Linked DNA regions of Homo sapiens: region 1 is linked to region 2. The links are chromatin loops, found by intact Hi-C in ENCODE. Cell type or tissue: CD14-positive monocyte. All regions are shown on one strand. Links, peaks and the distances in the headings refer to the core of each region. The heading gives the core; the rest is flanking DNA. Region 1 holds the start of G0S2 (G0/G1 switch 2). Region 2 overlaps LAMB3 (laminin subunit beta 3).

Evidence for each region. A loop is a pair of places that touch in the nucleus more often than their neighbours do. Peaks named below come from ENCODE experiments on the same cell type or tissue, not always from the same donor. Only the 100,000 strongest peaks of a DNase experiment are listed, where the experiment ranks them.
Region 1: a loop joins it to region 2, with 1.8 times the contacts of the local background. A loop is called at or near these places in 16 of 110 quality-filtered maps.

Annotation. Positions count from the first base shown.
Region 1 is chr1:209,668,332-209,679,820 of GRCh38, reverse strand. It overlaps G0S2 (G0/G1 switch 2), which reads right to left and starts at 4,409. Exons shown (of 2, transcript NM_015714.4): 1 at 4,272-4,409; 2 at 3,431-4,168. The coding sequence starts at 4,136. The coding sequence ends at 3,825. The region is part of intron 1 of HSD11B1-AS1 (HSD11B1 antisense RNA 1); the gene reads left to right. RefSeq lists enhancers at 3,449-4,297, 6,578-6,817. In CD14-positive monocyte, for the core only: no CTCF peak of the experiment used is centred there; DNase peaks (open chromatin) are centred at 4,380, 5,220, 5,740 and 6,380; H3K4me3 peaks cover 2,299 bases; H3K27ac peaks cover 3,329 bases; H3K27me3 peaks cover 629 bases.
Region 2 is chr1:209,626,274-209,630,273 of GRCh38, reverse strand. LAMB3 (laminin subunit beta 3) reads left to right here. Exons shown (of 23, transcript NM_000228.3): 10 at 349-537; 11 at 2,084-2,239; 12 at 2,695-2,891; 13 at 3,296-3,407. Among named protein-coding and RNA genes, the nearest start is that of MIR4260, 4.8 kb to the right of the region's middle. RefSeq lists enhancers at 1-424, 425-926. In CD14-positive monocyte, for the core only: CTCF peaks have their summits at 2,243 and 2,444 (motif pointing right); DNase peaks (open chromatin) are centred at 2,463, 3,043 and 3,773; H3K27ac peaks cover 988 bases; H3K27me3 peaks cover 636 bases.

The sequences.
Region 1 (11,489 bases), core at 3,887-7,886, 46 kb before region 2:
TAAGTGAAATAAGCCAGACACAGAAAGACGAATAGCCAATAGCACATGATCTCACTTAAATGTGGAATATATATATATATGTGTATATTTACTGATCTTATAGAAGTATAGAGTAGATCAGTGTGGTTAACAGAGACTTGGGGGGAGATAGGGGAGGGGAGGATGAGGAGAGGCTGGTCAAGGGGTACAAAGTTTCAATTAGGAGGAAGAGTTCTGGAGTTCTTTTGCACAGTAGGGTGACCATGGTTAACAGTAAGGTATTGTATATTACAAAATAGCTAGAAGAGAAGCTTTTGAATGTTCTCACCACAAGGAAATGATAAATGCATGAGGCAATGGCTATGCTAAATACCTTGATTTGATCATTATACAATGTGTTCATGTATGGAAACATCAAATTGTACTCCATAAATATGTACAATTATAATGAGTCAATTAAAAATTTCAAAAAACTCTAGATCTTTTTCACATGATCTGCTGCTAGAATATGTCTTTCAAATTCTGTGGTTGTGCAATTGGTTTTTTGGATCTGAATTCTGTACTGTATCTTTTTCCCTATTCGGTTTCAGTTGGTTTTTCTTCGATGCGTGGTTCCAGCCTATTGAGTTGTTTTGAGTTCTGACTGTGCTGTCTCAGCTCTGTGTCACCAACAGAACTGATAAGTATACCTTCTGCTACCTCTCCTAGGTTGTTGGTAAAATTACCAAGCAGCATAGGAAAAAAGACAATTTTTGTTCCTGTGTTGGGGGAGGAACATGTTTGATTGTAACCAGACAGAGCCTTGTGAGACCACCTCATAACTTCGATTCTGAAATTATTAAGCAAATCCTTTTTCCTTACTTTCCTCTAACCCAGAATTTTTCAACTTCTGCCCTATTGACATTTTGGAATGGAGAATTCTTTGTGTTGGGGGCTGTCCTGTGCATTAGAACATGTTTAACAGCCCACTGACTTCTACCCTCTAGATGCTTGCAGTCCTGCCCCCTCCCCTCACCCAGACACCAGAAATGTCTTTAGACTGTCAAATGTTCTCTGGAGGGACAAAATTGCTTCTCCTTTCATTTACAATCACTGCTCTAGCCTCATAAATGATTAAACAATCAAGTATTTATTAAGAACCTACTATTTGCCTAGGACCTAATGATTTCTGTGAACACTGAAGAAGACATGGTCCTTTACTTCAAGAAGATTATACTGTAAGAGACATGACCAAGCCCACAGAACAACTGGAAGAAAAAAAGCCCATTACTGAGTGATGTGGTATGAGATTCAGGCTGTACGGCCTATAAGAACTCAGAGAATTGAGAAGACCAGTGAGAACAGAGATTTCAATAGCTCGGATTTGATTGGGTTGGGTAATTTGAATATAAATAGGCATGGGGAATTTCCTTCTACACAAAAACATATAGGCATACTTATATATTTAGGGAACTTTATTTTTTTATGTATAGGCAACCTTTCAAAACATAGGCGTTACCCTCTAAATAAAAAATCATGTAATCCCAGTACTTTGGGAGGCTGAGGCAGGCGGATCATGAGGTCAGGAGATTGAGACCATCCTGGCCAACATGGTGAAACCCCATCTCTACCAAAATACAAAAAATTAGCTGGGCATGGTGGTACACGCCTGTAGTCCCAGCTACTCGGGAGGCTGAGGCAGTGGAATCGCTTGAACCCAGGAGGCAGAGGTTGCAGTGAGCCAAGATTGTGCCACTGCACTCCAGCCTGGTGACAGAGCAAGACTCCATCTCAAAAATCAGAGCACACAATTTTACATGTATTTTGACAATGGGCAAAATACCTGTATTTGAAATCATACCTTCCTTGGAGAATTTGAGGTATGTGGTTTCAGAAGATGTGGAGGTAGTGGGTGGGAGGACATTCGGGTTGGAAATTCGGGTTGGAAGAGTAATGTAAATGAAGGTGCAGAAAACCAGAAGGAAACAGGCAAGGACCAGGGTTCATGCTAGGCACCCTGACAAATCAGGCAAGACGGCCAGCTGTGATGGAAGCACATCACAGAGGCACTGAAACCTGGCATAAGAGTTTTAGTCTCAGATGTTTTTGAGTTCAGGAGCAGCAGAATGAAAGATATTAAAGGAAGACAGTCTGACAAGGGATTGTTTAGGGTGAATGTGCTAGAAGGTGCAGGGGGTGGCTTGAGCGGTTGAGAGCCAGACAAGGTGGTAACTGAATGGGTAAAGGAGTAATTAATAAAAGAGGCATTTTGGAAGACCAGCAGGAAGGATAAAATTGAGTCAGTTCCTAGGAAGTTTCTTGGACATTGAAAGTGAGGCTCTGCCTTGGTATAGGGCTGAATTTCCCATTTTGGAAACTGGGAGAGCCATGGTGCCACTGACATTCTTTTCCTTTAAAACTCCAAATATGTTTCTTTTCCTTGATTAATCTTACCACATTCTGATTGCTTTTTTCCTTTGGGAGTGATAAGAATAGATTTCAGAAAGAGATGGCTTTTGATCAGGGCCAGGAACACTTGGTAGGAATTGAGTTGGCAGAAATGAAATGGAGATGTGTGTAGGGCATTGGACGAAGGAGAGAGTCTGAGCAGAGGCAATGGTGTGAGCCAGTGATATGTTTGGCAAAAATGCATAGCTGTTGATGAAAGGAGTAAAGTGTCAGTACCTGATTAGGACAGGTGACATGAAAAATGTGAGGAGACTAGCATCAAGGCCATGCCTCTGGCTCCTGGCTACTTCTTTAAAGTTTAAAATTTGTTTTGCTGAGCCCTATAGAGTCACTGAATTAGCTATTACTACAGATGAAGCTCTGTACACTGGAGGAGGAGGACTCAGATATGTAACAACCGGTTTTTTTCTCTTTCTAGCCCAGAGTTTCTTACTATGATCTGGATTCGTGGGGAGGAAGGCTGGGTAGAGCTAGACTCATCATCTGCTTTGGTGTTCTTGGGAGCTTATCTCTTTTCCTGCCAGGTAGATAGTTTTTCCTTTCTTTCCTTCCCTTCACCTCCAGACCTCCCTCCTTCATTTTCTTTCCTTCTCTCTGTCTGTCTGTCTAAAATATAGTTGGGAAGAAAAAGGTATCAGCCATGGGAACCTCTGGTGCACAGGTGTAAGGAACAAAGAGCTTTTCTGCCTTAGAATTAATCAGTTATCTCCTACTCACTGTAGCTCAGAAGTTGATCTACCTTTTGATGTTAAAATGCTAAATCTCACGGAAGTTATAAAATTTTCTCTCTTCCCACCCCTAACAAGAAGGAAAAACAAGTCCTCAACAGACTTATATGCATGTAGTAACTTATTACACAGTTCCTAGGTGTGAAGCAAGTGTCTGACCCTCAGGAAGCTGCTCCCTCTGCAGTGCTCAGGTAAGAACCCATCACCATCGCCCACCTGCTCACCCTCCCTGCTTCCCACCCCAGGACACCACACCTCTCAGGAATTACATGAGATATGGTATAAAAAGTTTTTTTATTTCAAAATGCAAAATGGTGGTCATTGTAATAATTAATAATAATAACATAAAAAGCATTTATCCTTCCTCCCTAGTGCAAAATGGTAGACGCATTTAGATAATTCACACAGTGTTGGAAATGTCATGACAATGCAGTGCTGCACAGCAGCAAAACTCAATCCCAAACTCCTTTGGTGGATGCTTGTGGTAGGTCAGTTCTAGATGTCAGCGGTTTCTCTGAAGTTAAGTCCAAATAAAAAACAGCACGTGCTCCTGCACTCTCCCAGCGGAGTCAGGCTCCTGTGCGCGCGCCCCCTCTGTCTCTCCATTCCTCTCTCGGTCTGTCTCTGTCTACTGCGTCTCCCTCCCACTCCGCTGGTCTCCCACAGTTCCTAGGAGGCGTGCTGCCGGTTGGACAGGGCCCGGCCGCCGAGGACCGTGTCCTGCTGCTTGCCTTTCTCCTGCAGGGCTTGCTTCTGGAGAGCCTGTCGCTCCAGGGCGGCCTGCAGCTCCGCCACGGCTGCCTCCTGGTCCCGCAGACGTCTGGCGGCCGTGAAGGGGCTGCACACAGTCTCCATCAGGCCGAGCACCACGCCGAAGAGGGCCAGCACGCTGCCCAGCACGTACAGCTTCACCATCTTCCCCTTGCGCTTCTGGGCCATCATCTCCTTGGCCAGGGGGATCAGCTCCTGGACCGTTTCCATCTCGGCTCTGGGCTCTCGGAGGCGGGAATGACCTGCAGGAGGAGCAGCAGGAGAGGGGCTTCAGCCACCAAAGAACGGCTCCCACCACCCCGCACCCAGCTAATCTTGGGGAGGGCTCATAGAAAGGCGGACTACCTTAGTGGCACGGCGCGAGCAGGAGGCAGCGCGAGCTGCAGTTGGCAGCGGTCAGCGCGTCCGTTGGTCCGACCGACCTCAGCGTTCTCCTCCTCTCGGCAGCTGCAGCTCTCCCAGTTGGAGACTCCGCCGCTGGCACCGCTTTAGCGTCCGGGGGCCGCTTATATCTTTTCTCTGAGACACGCCTCCTGGGCTCTCCGGCCCAGGCCAGCGCGGTCAGAGCCAGGGGAACTCGGAGGGGGAGGAAGAAGAGGAGGGGAAAAGGAGGGGGTGGAACCCGGCTGGGACCTGGCAGGAGGTGGCCACGCGCTGAGCACGCTCCGACTGTGTGAGCTAGGGGGCCCGGCGCGGGTGCCATCGCAGCGGGGCGCGTGGGAAGGCCAGTGTGCACGCGAAGGTCCCACTCCAGGCGAGCGCAGGGGAGGACCCGGAGCCCAGGGAGGTGTCCGCGGACATCTCTGACATGGCGGCAACCTTCTTACTGGTGTCAGCGGGTGCACAGCTTCCCTTGTCCAGGACAGCCTGACATTATAAATAATGAGGGAATTTGGGGGTTCCATCTAAAGAAGAAAGCTTTCATTTTTATTCGGAAGGGTTGTCACCTTCCCACGTGTGTGGCAATGGATCAGAGAGGAGAAGGCAAGGGGGAAGGATCTGGGTAACAGGACAGAACAGGTTACGCTTGGATAAAGCAATATGTGCTAATATTGTTTCTTTCCTGCCTGGTTGGTTTTATTTAGAGGTACATGCATGTATAACTAGAGTCAGTTGATAGAAAACTATTCATTGATGGTGCTTTTATGCACAGAGGTGTGTGTGTGTGTGTGTGTGTGTGTGTGAGAGAGAGAGAGAGAGAGAGAGAGAGAGAGAAAGAGAGAGAGATTAGTCTCTTTGCCTGCGAGCTGTTTCCTTATGTACTTCCGTGTATCAGGGAAGAGCCTTCAAATTCAAATTGTTCTCACTTCCACTTGAGAAGTGGAGTTGGGAGCTTGGGGGTAGGGGGTCAAGTATGGAAGGGGCTGTTGGTAGAAGTTCATCTGCCATTTTAGAATGGAAGTATTTCATGCTCTCCTCAATAATTCTCTGCCACCCTCCTGGGTTTGGGGGTACAACTTCACTGCTCCAGCTCAACTTCAGCTTTGAAGCAGTTTGTGGGCAGAAGGGCGTGTAGTAGACAGCTTAGGTAAGAATCCAGAGTGTGAGTACTCTTGGACGTGTGAAGATGTAGGATTGATTTTGACCAGGGTTAGCTGTAATCACCTGGGGCTGAGGGAGCGTTCTAGTTTGGCTTTGGTTATGGATATGCTAGAGTTAGCAAACTTGGGGAAAAAGAGAGGCAAATTGGCCAAAGGGTTAGCAAACTTGGGGAAAAGGAGAGGCAAATTGGCCAAAGGCCTTTAAGCAGAGAAAGGGAGGGGGCAGGGGAAAGAAGGGGAAATCAAACTGGCCAGAAAATTGCAAAGGTCAGTGATGCAATCTTGCAACAGCCTTTGCAGTCGGTCGGACTGAGCCCTGAAGGGCGGGTCGGGGGAAAAGGCTGTCTCAGGGATCAAATATTTTAGTTTTTGAATTGTTAACAGTAATCTTTCTTTGGGGGTCTGAAGCAATTTCTCAGATGATTCAGTTTAAAAAGGCAGCAATAACAACTACCCTTTGCCTTGACTATTAATAGTTCAGGCAAGGGCTTGTGTGTGGAGAATGGTCAAGGTTATCTAAATAGCTTATTTGAAATTCTATGTTTTAGAATTTAGTCTGAGTGAAGGTGACCAGGGGCCAAATAGAATTGATTATTCCTGGAGGACTGTGTTTCCTGCTTATTGTTCTTTTAACCTTGTCAGGCAGGAAAATTCTGTAACAAGGGTTCCTGCCAAGTTTAATATCAGTCTTGGCATTTTCTTTGAATCTTCCTTATAGTTTCAGAGCAACCTCTGATAACTGGCAGAAATGATTAGTGAGCTTTCCCAATATCTGTGAGGGTTCCAAACCCATTGACTTCTGGAAGAGCATGTGATGTGTGCCCTGATATAAGGGCTGTCACGTGGTTTCCATTCTGAAGGTGAGTCAGCCTAGCTTGGGACCCAAAATTCTGAAATTGACTGGTCCAGTAAGCATTTCCTGTGTTTCTGTAACTCAGAGACGCAAACCACACGTCTTCCTAGGTCAGAAGGCTGTAATTTACCTGGGGTTCCCCTTTCCTGTGATTTGCTGTGTTAGTGCACATCACCAGCTCAGTTCCTTTTTTTGATAATTTGACTTTGACCTCCAGGTTCCAGCAGCTATATTGGTAAGAGCTGGACAGAGGAGGGGCAGCAAGTGCCATGGACGGAGGTCACTGGTAGACTTGATCTTCCTAGTTTAGGTGGTAGCTGGGGCTGAGCAGGAGATGATGGGAGTAGAAGGCTAAGGAATCCAGTGTTAACTCATGTCTAGGAATTTCTGAGTGCAGCTCCTCTGTCTGGGTGGGAAAAGAGAACCTGGCTCCTAGGGTAGAAGGTGACTAGGTAGGGCTTGGAAACTAAACATATATTTTAGTGGGGCTGATGTCATTTTTAGGGAAGTAAAGCACTGTGTTGTGTCATGCATGCAGGTAAGATACAGGTTATAGCGATGATGGTCAAACCAAGCCATAGGGTGACCAACCATCTTATTTTGCTCAGGGTTGAGGGGTTCTCTGAAATGCAGGACTCCTGCTAAAACTGAGCACTAAAACTGAGATACTTCCAGGCAAACTGAAACACTTCCAGGCAAACTGAAATAGTCATCCTACCCTTGAGTCTATCTCAACATTTAACTCTTGCCACTTCTAGGAAGGTAGGAAGGACTAGTTTAAAATTTTTATATTTTGCTTTCTAAATCCCTTTCTCTCAGACATTAAGACATTCAGAGCCATCTGCAGAGGGTAAAGTCACAAAGGGGTGCATGTGTTTCAAGGGTTAAGTGCAGAGGAGGGATAGAACTGTCCCTACCCCTCTGCCTTGGGGATTGAAGACACAGGGGAAAGAGGTCTTTTGGATGGTTAGTTGTAAATGAGCTTCAATAATAATTGTTATTGTTACAATTATTATAATATAATAATAACAATAATAATTATTATTTTGTTACCGGCTGCTTGCTGCCTACACAAAGTCACTGCCCACCCCTGGGGCTCCAGGCAGCTGAAGGGAGGGAGTCATCATAGGAGATATGACAAAACTATTTGTAGTTTTAAGACTACCGCACTAGAAATTTTTTTTAGACCCTTAGTTACTTTCATAGTTTTAGAAAGGAAGTTGCTTATCACTCGGATATCAGTGGAAGACACTGAAATTTATATGTGTAGCCACTGTCTCCTCTGGTCTTATAGACTAGAGTTCTAGAGTCTAAATATTTCTGTGTGGATACACTGCTATTATCACAGCTTGACACACTTAAAACAAGACTCCTTACCTTCTCTATACTCTTACAAGCTAAGTCTTCTTCTCAATATCCTTATTTCTAGCAGTGACATCTCCGTTTCATTTGTTCTCTGGGCTTGAAATATCATGGAAGTTATTTGGAGAGGCCTTCCCTGACTACTGCATCCCACCACTCTCCACCCAGTGCCCTACTTTCTTTTTCTTCATAGCACTTGGTTACCTGATTCTATGTGGATGTACTTAATGGTGTGGTTTTATATTGTCTTCCATGTGCGTTGGAGGATAGGCTTCATGAGGATAGGGACTTTGGTTTGCTCCTCACTGTGTCCCCAGTGCCCAGTATAATTCTTAGCACATAATAGGTCCTTAATGGGTAACTATGGGATTAATGAATGGCTTTTCCATGGACTGTGAAGCCTGGCAGGGAAGGGACTGTTTTTTGTTTGTTTGTTTGTTTGTTTTTGAATGCAGTCCAACTTTTAGTAGATGCTTAAAGAAGCATTCAGGTTTTTGAGGGGACAGTTTTTTTGCTTTTAATCCTTTCTCCTCTAATCCATCTTAAACACTACCACCAAATGAATCTTCCTAAAATTTAATTTTTTATTGTCAACTGCCTGTTTAAAGGCCAAGATCATTTCTCATTGCCCACATAATGGACTCCTGGATCCTGCATGTTGAATTTGCTTGATTTAGTATTCTTGGAATTCAGGCTCTCTATGGTCCGATCTTCTCCTGTTCTTCTCCCACAATAGCCCTTTGCTCCACAGAGAGGTTTCTTCACAGGCCAAGAAACAATTCATTCGCATTGCTGCTGCTTCATTTATTTTTGCTCACACAGTTGTTTCTACCTGAAATGCTGTCCTCTTTCTACTTTGTCTTCCTTTCTTCCTTGAGGTCAAGTTCAATTTCCTGTGCTCCAAGAAGCTACCACTGCCCATGGCAGCACACCTTGATCTCTCCTTTCTGTGAATTTCAGTTGCCTTTGGGGCTTGTACTCTACAGGCTGGCACTGGATGGATTACCGTTTTGTACAACTCTGTCATTGTTTCCTGTGGGCTTGCCTCAGCTCTGTGGAAGACAAAAGCTTTGTATCTTTCATGGTGTTAACATAGAATAGGAGGCTAATCAATATTAGTTACATTGACCTAAAAGTCAGTGCTGAGATAGAGAGGGCAAAGTGACCAGTTAAGGCTCTCTTGGGAAGTTATTTCAAGCACAGTAGCCTGTCCTTGGCTCAGAGCCTTGGTGTTGAAATTGCCCAAGACCTGGCAACTTGGCTTAGTTTCCTCCACTCTGGTCTCCTCACCTTTCACTTCCACTCCCAACTTAGTGTCTGACATTGTAGCCATTGGCTCACTCTGGGCACCCTCCAGCCTGCCCGTGGTACAAATCAAGGCAAAGGAACAGACTTTATAGGCATTCTGCTTTTGTCCTTCATAACTTTTGGTCAAGCAGAGCCACCAGCTGCTGGGGCATGCAGACTGTGCTGGAAGCCTTGAATAGCCATGGGTGGTGTGGTTAGAATTACCTGCACCCTGCTGCCTACATACCACTTCCAGATTAAACAATATACTTTACAAGTTTGAGTCAGCACAAGGAATTTTCCCCAAGCTCAAATGCCAATTGGTCTTAAGGGTATAGGGCTCTAAAGTCAAGCAAACCTGGGTTCCTCCAAATCCTGACTCCTCCATTTGCTAAGGCCTGACCTTGGGCAAGTGACTTAACTTCTATAACTTCTACTTCCGTATCTGTGAAGTGAGAGTTATGATAGCCCCTATTAAATGGGGTGTGGTGATGATGATAAGCCCCTATGAAACAGATATGATGAAGAGTGAATGAGATAGAGCTCTGTAAGGGACTTAGGCAGTTTCTGGCACAAATGAAGCAATCATTAAATGATGGCTGTTATTATTCAATTGTCTTTGCCTCTTGCTCTACGTCGGCAATTTCCATGATGCTTTATCCCAGCCCGGGACATTTGCATTCCTTAGGTGACATTTAGGTAGCTTCTAGTAAGGTCCAAAAATATTTGTTGAAGCCAGCCATGTACCTGACACTGTGTTAAGCATAGTTATAGGAAGCAGAATGTGTGATGGCTCACACCTGTAATCCCAGCACTTTGGGAGGACAAGACGGGCGGATCAGGAGGCTGGGAGATCAAGACCATCCTGGGCAACATGATGAAACCCTGTCTCTACTAAAAATACAAAAATTAGCCGGGTGTGGTGGCACATGCCTGTAATCCCAGTTACATGGGAGGCTGAAGCAGGAGAATCACTTGAACCCAGGAGGTGGAGGTTGCAGTGAGCCGAGATCATGCCTCTGTACTCCAGCCTGGTGACAGAGCAAGACTCTGTTTCAAAAAAAAAAAAAAAATGCAGAATACAAACTGCATTTGCCCTCAAGAAGCTTATAGTGAAGTAGAGGACACAGACTGTAAACGAGTTATTATTGTATATTGGGAAAGGCACCGTAATAGAAATTTATACCAGATGAACAAAAAGCACAGAATGAGACAGGTATTGATGCCCTTTGGGGAGGAGGTAGTCAAAGAAGGCCTAAGGGTAAATGATTCCTGAGAGGCTTGGGATGTTAAAGGATGGATGGTGTTCACCAGGTGGTTCTGGGACAGGGTGTTGTTCAGGGCATGGGGAGGCCTTGAATGAGATGGGACTGCATGTGAAAAGGGAGGATGAAAGATAAAGCATCACATGGTCCAAGAGAAGTTAGACAAGTTGGTGTTAAATCATAAAGGATGGATTTTGGGAAATGGCAGAAAATGAGCAGGAAGCAGTAAGTAGGAGCCAGATAATAAGCAGTTGTATCAATAATCACTTATTCATCCCATGCCTAGGAATTGCTGACCACTCCCTTCTAGAAACACATTTCTCCTTTGCTTCCACGATACCATATTCTGCTGGTTTTCCTCTTACCCTATTCTGGACAAAACTCAGGATCTTTATCTCAATTGTCCTCTTTATCTAACCTACAAATGTCAGCATTTCTCAGGACTCAGTCCTGGAGCCCCTTTTCTTATTCCACATGCTCTCTTCAGTGATTTAATTTACTGCCAGGGCTTCCATTGCTGCTTCTACACAGATGACCTACAAGTCTGAGCTCTAGACCTGTGTATCCCTCTACCTATTCTACATTTTGACTTGGATGTCTTGCAGGTATCAGAATTACTGTGTCTAAAGCCAAATTCAATATTTCTACCCCATAAACTTGTAACCATCTTTCTTAACCTAAGCTGCACCATTCACCTAGCAGCTCAGGTTTGAAGTCAAGGAGCCATCTTTTCCTCCTTGCTCTCCATCACCTCTCCAATGTGAAAAATCACCAAGACTTGTGGCTCACGTCTGTAATCCCAGCACTTTGGGAGGCTGAGGCGGGTGGATCACGAGGTCAGGAGATCAAGACCATCCTGGCTAACACAGTGAAACCCCATCTCTACTAAAAATACAAAAAATTAGCTGGGTTTGGTGGCGGGTGCCTGTAGTCCCAGCCACTCGAGAGGCTGAGGCAGGAGAATGGCGTGAACCCGGGAGGCGGAGCTTGCAGTGAGCCTAGATTGCACCACTGCACTCCAGCCTGGGGCGACAGAGCGAGAATCCGTCTCAAAAAAAAAAAAAAAAAAAATCACCAAGACTTATCATTCTACCTCTTAAACATCTGTTAATTCAATCTGCTTTCTATCTCCTCTGCCACCCTTCTAGTCTAAGATCTCATTGCCTCCCCCAGACCATTTAGTATGGCCTCACAGCTGGTCTCTCTGCCTCAGGTTTTGGCCACTCTACTCCACTTCAAGCCAGTGTAGTCTTTT
Region 2 (4,000 bases), core at 1-4,000:
TCTCATCCTGGAGACAGGCAGTGACCCAGGAGGAGACCAGTGTTGGCAGTGGGAGGGTTGGGGATAGAGCATTCAAAGGGCTCTTTCTTTGGCCCAACATGGCCACTGTTCTTGGGTTTATTCCAACAGTAAGAATCAGGAAGGCTGAGTTCTTATTCTCCTCTGCTTTCTTATTGGTCATGTAACCTTAAATAAGTTATACAAACCTCCCTTGCCCTCAGTTTCCCCACTTCCCTGCCTTGATCATCTTGCAGAGTTGTTACAGATGCCAGTGAGCTTTTGTGGAGCATGCTCTGTAGATAGCAAAGGTGTGGGTCAGATGTCAGCCCTGGGACTCTCTTTTTCCAGGGTGCGACTGCAATGGGCACTCAGAGACATGTCACTTTGACCCCGCTGTGTTTGCCGCCAGCCAGGGGGCATATGGAGGTGTGTGTGACAATTGCCGGGACCACACCGAAGGCAAGAACTGTGAGCGGTGTCAGCTGCACTATTTCCGGAACCGGCGCCCGGGAGCTTCCATTCAGGAGACCTGCATCTGTGAGTAGAGGCTCCGGAGTCCCAGAGTGTCATTTGTCTGTTACTCCCCATCTCCTCTGGGTACAATAGAGTACATGTTCCTGGGCACACCAAGGCCCTCAGGGAGCATGAAAACTTGGCTGTGAGTCAGGATTTGTGGGAGATTATTTTAATTTAGCTATTACTGAGCAAGTCACTTAACCTCTCTGGACCATCAATCAGACAATCAATCAAGAGTTAGGCTTTATTTGGGGCATAGGGAAGAAAAAAGTAAACATAAGATACAGTTTGTGCCATCAGGGAACACACACACTGTTTGGCAATATAAACTGTATACACCTGCAGAAGAGGGATGAAAGCACCTTTTCCGTATGTATATGATTGCCTTTACCATGTTGTAATGAGGTTTGTGATTTAATTTTCTATTTCTCCCAACATCGAGAACTCCTCCATGGCGAGGATTATTTCTCACATCCTCTAGCCCTAGCACACTGACTGGAAAATAACTGATGCTCAGGGAGTGTTTGTGAATGTAATGGGAGGCAACAGGCAGAGGCAGCTTAACATGCACACAAGAGCCAGCGACTTCATATAGGAGAGGGCTGCCTGGACTGAAGCAATCAGATTCGGGCAGGTTTAGTCAGAAAAGACTTTCTGGATGAAGGGGTCTTACATTTTGAAAGGTCTGAAAGAAGTCAGGGAGTGGGGGTTGGGGAAAGCTGAGTCACTTTCTGTTGATGTTTGTTTCTGGGAAGAGTGAGACAGAACTGAGTTTGATCCCTGTTTCTTGCATGAACTTGTAATGAGAACTTGAATAAGTTATTTGACATATCTGAGCCTCGGTTTCCTCCTCTGTACAATGAGAATAATAATCTCCAGGATTATCATGAAGATTACATGAGGCAACATATGACAGTTCCCAGTTCAGTGGTTGGCACAGAGTAGTTGCTCAGTAAGTAATGACAACAAAACCGCTTCTATAGTACTTAGCATGTGCCAAATATGCTCCCCCTGCTTTATGTTTACTCATTTCTTTCTCTCTCTCTCTCTCTCTTTTTTAATGGAGATGGTTTCGCTCTTGTTGCCCAGGCTGGAGTGCAATGGCGCCATCTCAGCTTACTGCAACCTCCGCCTCCCAGGTTCAAGTGATTCTTCTGCCTCAGCCTCCTGGTAGCTGGCATTACAGGCATGCGCCACCGTGCCTGGCTAATTTTGTATTTTTAGTAGAGACAGGGTTTCACCATGTTGGTCAGGTTGGTCTCGAACTCCTGACCTCAGGTGATCCACCTGCCTCGGCCTCCCAAAGTGCTGGGATTACAGGCATGAGCCACCGCGCACAGCCATTTACTAATTTATTTCTCATAAGAAGCCTATGAAGGCTGTATCATTATTTTTATTTTATAGACAAGGAAATTGAGGCACAGAGGGATTAAGTAACTTGACTAAGGCTGTGAATTTGAAATCCAGTGGTGGAACAAGGATTTGAACCAGGCAGCCTGGCTCCTGGAATCTGCTCTGAACTCTACTTTTCTTTGTTCCTACTGCGGTGGCTGCTGTTGTCTCTCAGCCTGCGAGTGTGATCCGGATGGGGCAGTGCCAGGGGCTCCCTGTGACCCAGTGACCGGGCAGTGTGTGTGCAAGGAGCATGTGCAGGGAGAGCGCTGTGACCTATGCAAGCCGGGCTTCACTGGACTCACCTACGCCAACCCGCAGGGCTGCCACCGTGAGTAGGGGGCTTGGCCCAGCATGACGTGGGGTGGGCTGCATGGGGCCACCAGACCCACGGCTTGCCCTGCTCACTGTGCTCTCTTCAGAGGAAATCCCACTGCAGGGTAGACAGAGGGGGTATGCCCGGGCCTTTGCCAGGAGTCCGGACTTCTTGCCCTCTTACCCAGCGCCAGATGCTGTGCCACTGGCCTCCAGCAGGTGGCAGCACACGTCCGAGTTGGAAGGTGGGACTGAGTCAGCCAGATGGAGGGTGGGCAGGCAGGCGGCTGAGCTGCCAGGTGGCTGGAACTGGTGGGACAGCGCAGGGGTCCTGTGAGTCAGCCATGTCATCTGCAGGGAAGGGCCCTGCCCAGTTCTTTTCCCAGGCAGCGCCCCTCCCTGGATGTGTGTCCTCTGGGGGTGAGTTTTTCATGGAGCGTCTGCCTGAGCTCAGCAGCTCTCCTCCTGCAGGCTGTGACTGCAACATCCTGGGGTCCCGGAGGGACATGCCGTGTGACGAGGAGAGTGGGCGCTGCCTTTGTCTGCCCAACGTGGTGGGTCCCAAATGTGACCAGTGTGCTCCCTACCACTGGAAGCTGGCCAGTGGCCAGGGCTGTGAACCGTGTGCCTGCGACCCGCACAACTCCCTCAGCCCACAGTGCAACCAGGTACGAAGTGAGGGTGGTCCGGGGGCCCCCTCAGTGGGAGGGGGGTCCTGAGCACCAGCCTCTCTGCTGCCCCTCCATGCTGCCCTTCTAGGCCTCTCCCCTGTCAGACTGGGCGTCTTCTGTCCCCGTTCTCATTTGGGGAAGTCACCAGATGTCCCTCCCTCTGTGGCTCTTGGCCGTCAGTAATACCATATGCACCACACCTTCTGAAGGGCCTATGCTGGGCCTTGACTTCAAGGCTCATCTCTGAGTGGGAGCCCTTGTTTTGTGGGCACAGCAGCTCTGGAGGTGGCCATGAGCCCTGGATTCTACCTGTGGACCAGGAATCTAGGACACAGTCCCTGACACCAGGGTAAGGCAGAGGCTGTGAGGCAGGGTCCACTGACGGTGCTCTCCCCACGCAGTTCACAGGGCAGTGCCCCTGTCGGGAAGGCTTTGGTGGCCTGATGTGCAGCGCTGCAGCCATCCGCCAGTGTCCAGACCGGACCTATGGAGACGTGGCCACAGGATGCCGAGGTGCATGCTCAAAGCCTGGGGGACGCTGAGGCTCTGGGGGCCGAGCACGCGGGTGGGCACATGGTGGGGGCGTGTAGGTCTGCAGCAGGGCAGGATGTCCTGTACTGATGCATGTGGTGTGGGCCTGGGCAGCCCTGTGAGTGCACACACTCCGGCCTGTTGGCATGGCCTCCAAGCCCCTGAGGCAGGCCTATGCCCGCTGTTCCTGCGTCCCCGTGACATGCTGGTTGCTTTGCTCCCCACTTCCCTGAGAGAGAGAGAGCATTTCCCAGAAGCCATCTCCAGGGCAGCAGCAAGGAGGGGAGGCTGTTTCTTCCCTCTTCATAGATGGAGGAAGTGAGTCCTGAAGGGGAAAGGGTGTCGTTTCCCACGGAGTCAGTTTGATGTCACCACAGGAGCACAGGCCTTGGAGTGTGCAGACCAGATTGTGGTCCCAGCTCTGCCCCTGCCTCACTGAGTGACTTTGAGGGAGCTGCTTCCCCTCTTTAGACTTGGTTTCCTTCTTAGAGGAAGAGGCATGCTGTACTTAACCTCTCTGTCCCTCAGTTGCCTCATCTAGAAAAAGTGGGAAAACAAGAGTGCTAATTCCCAGA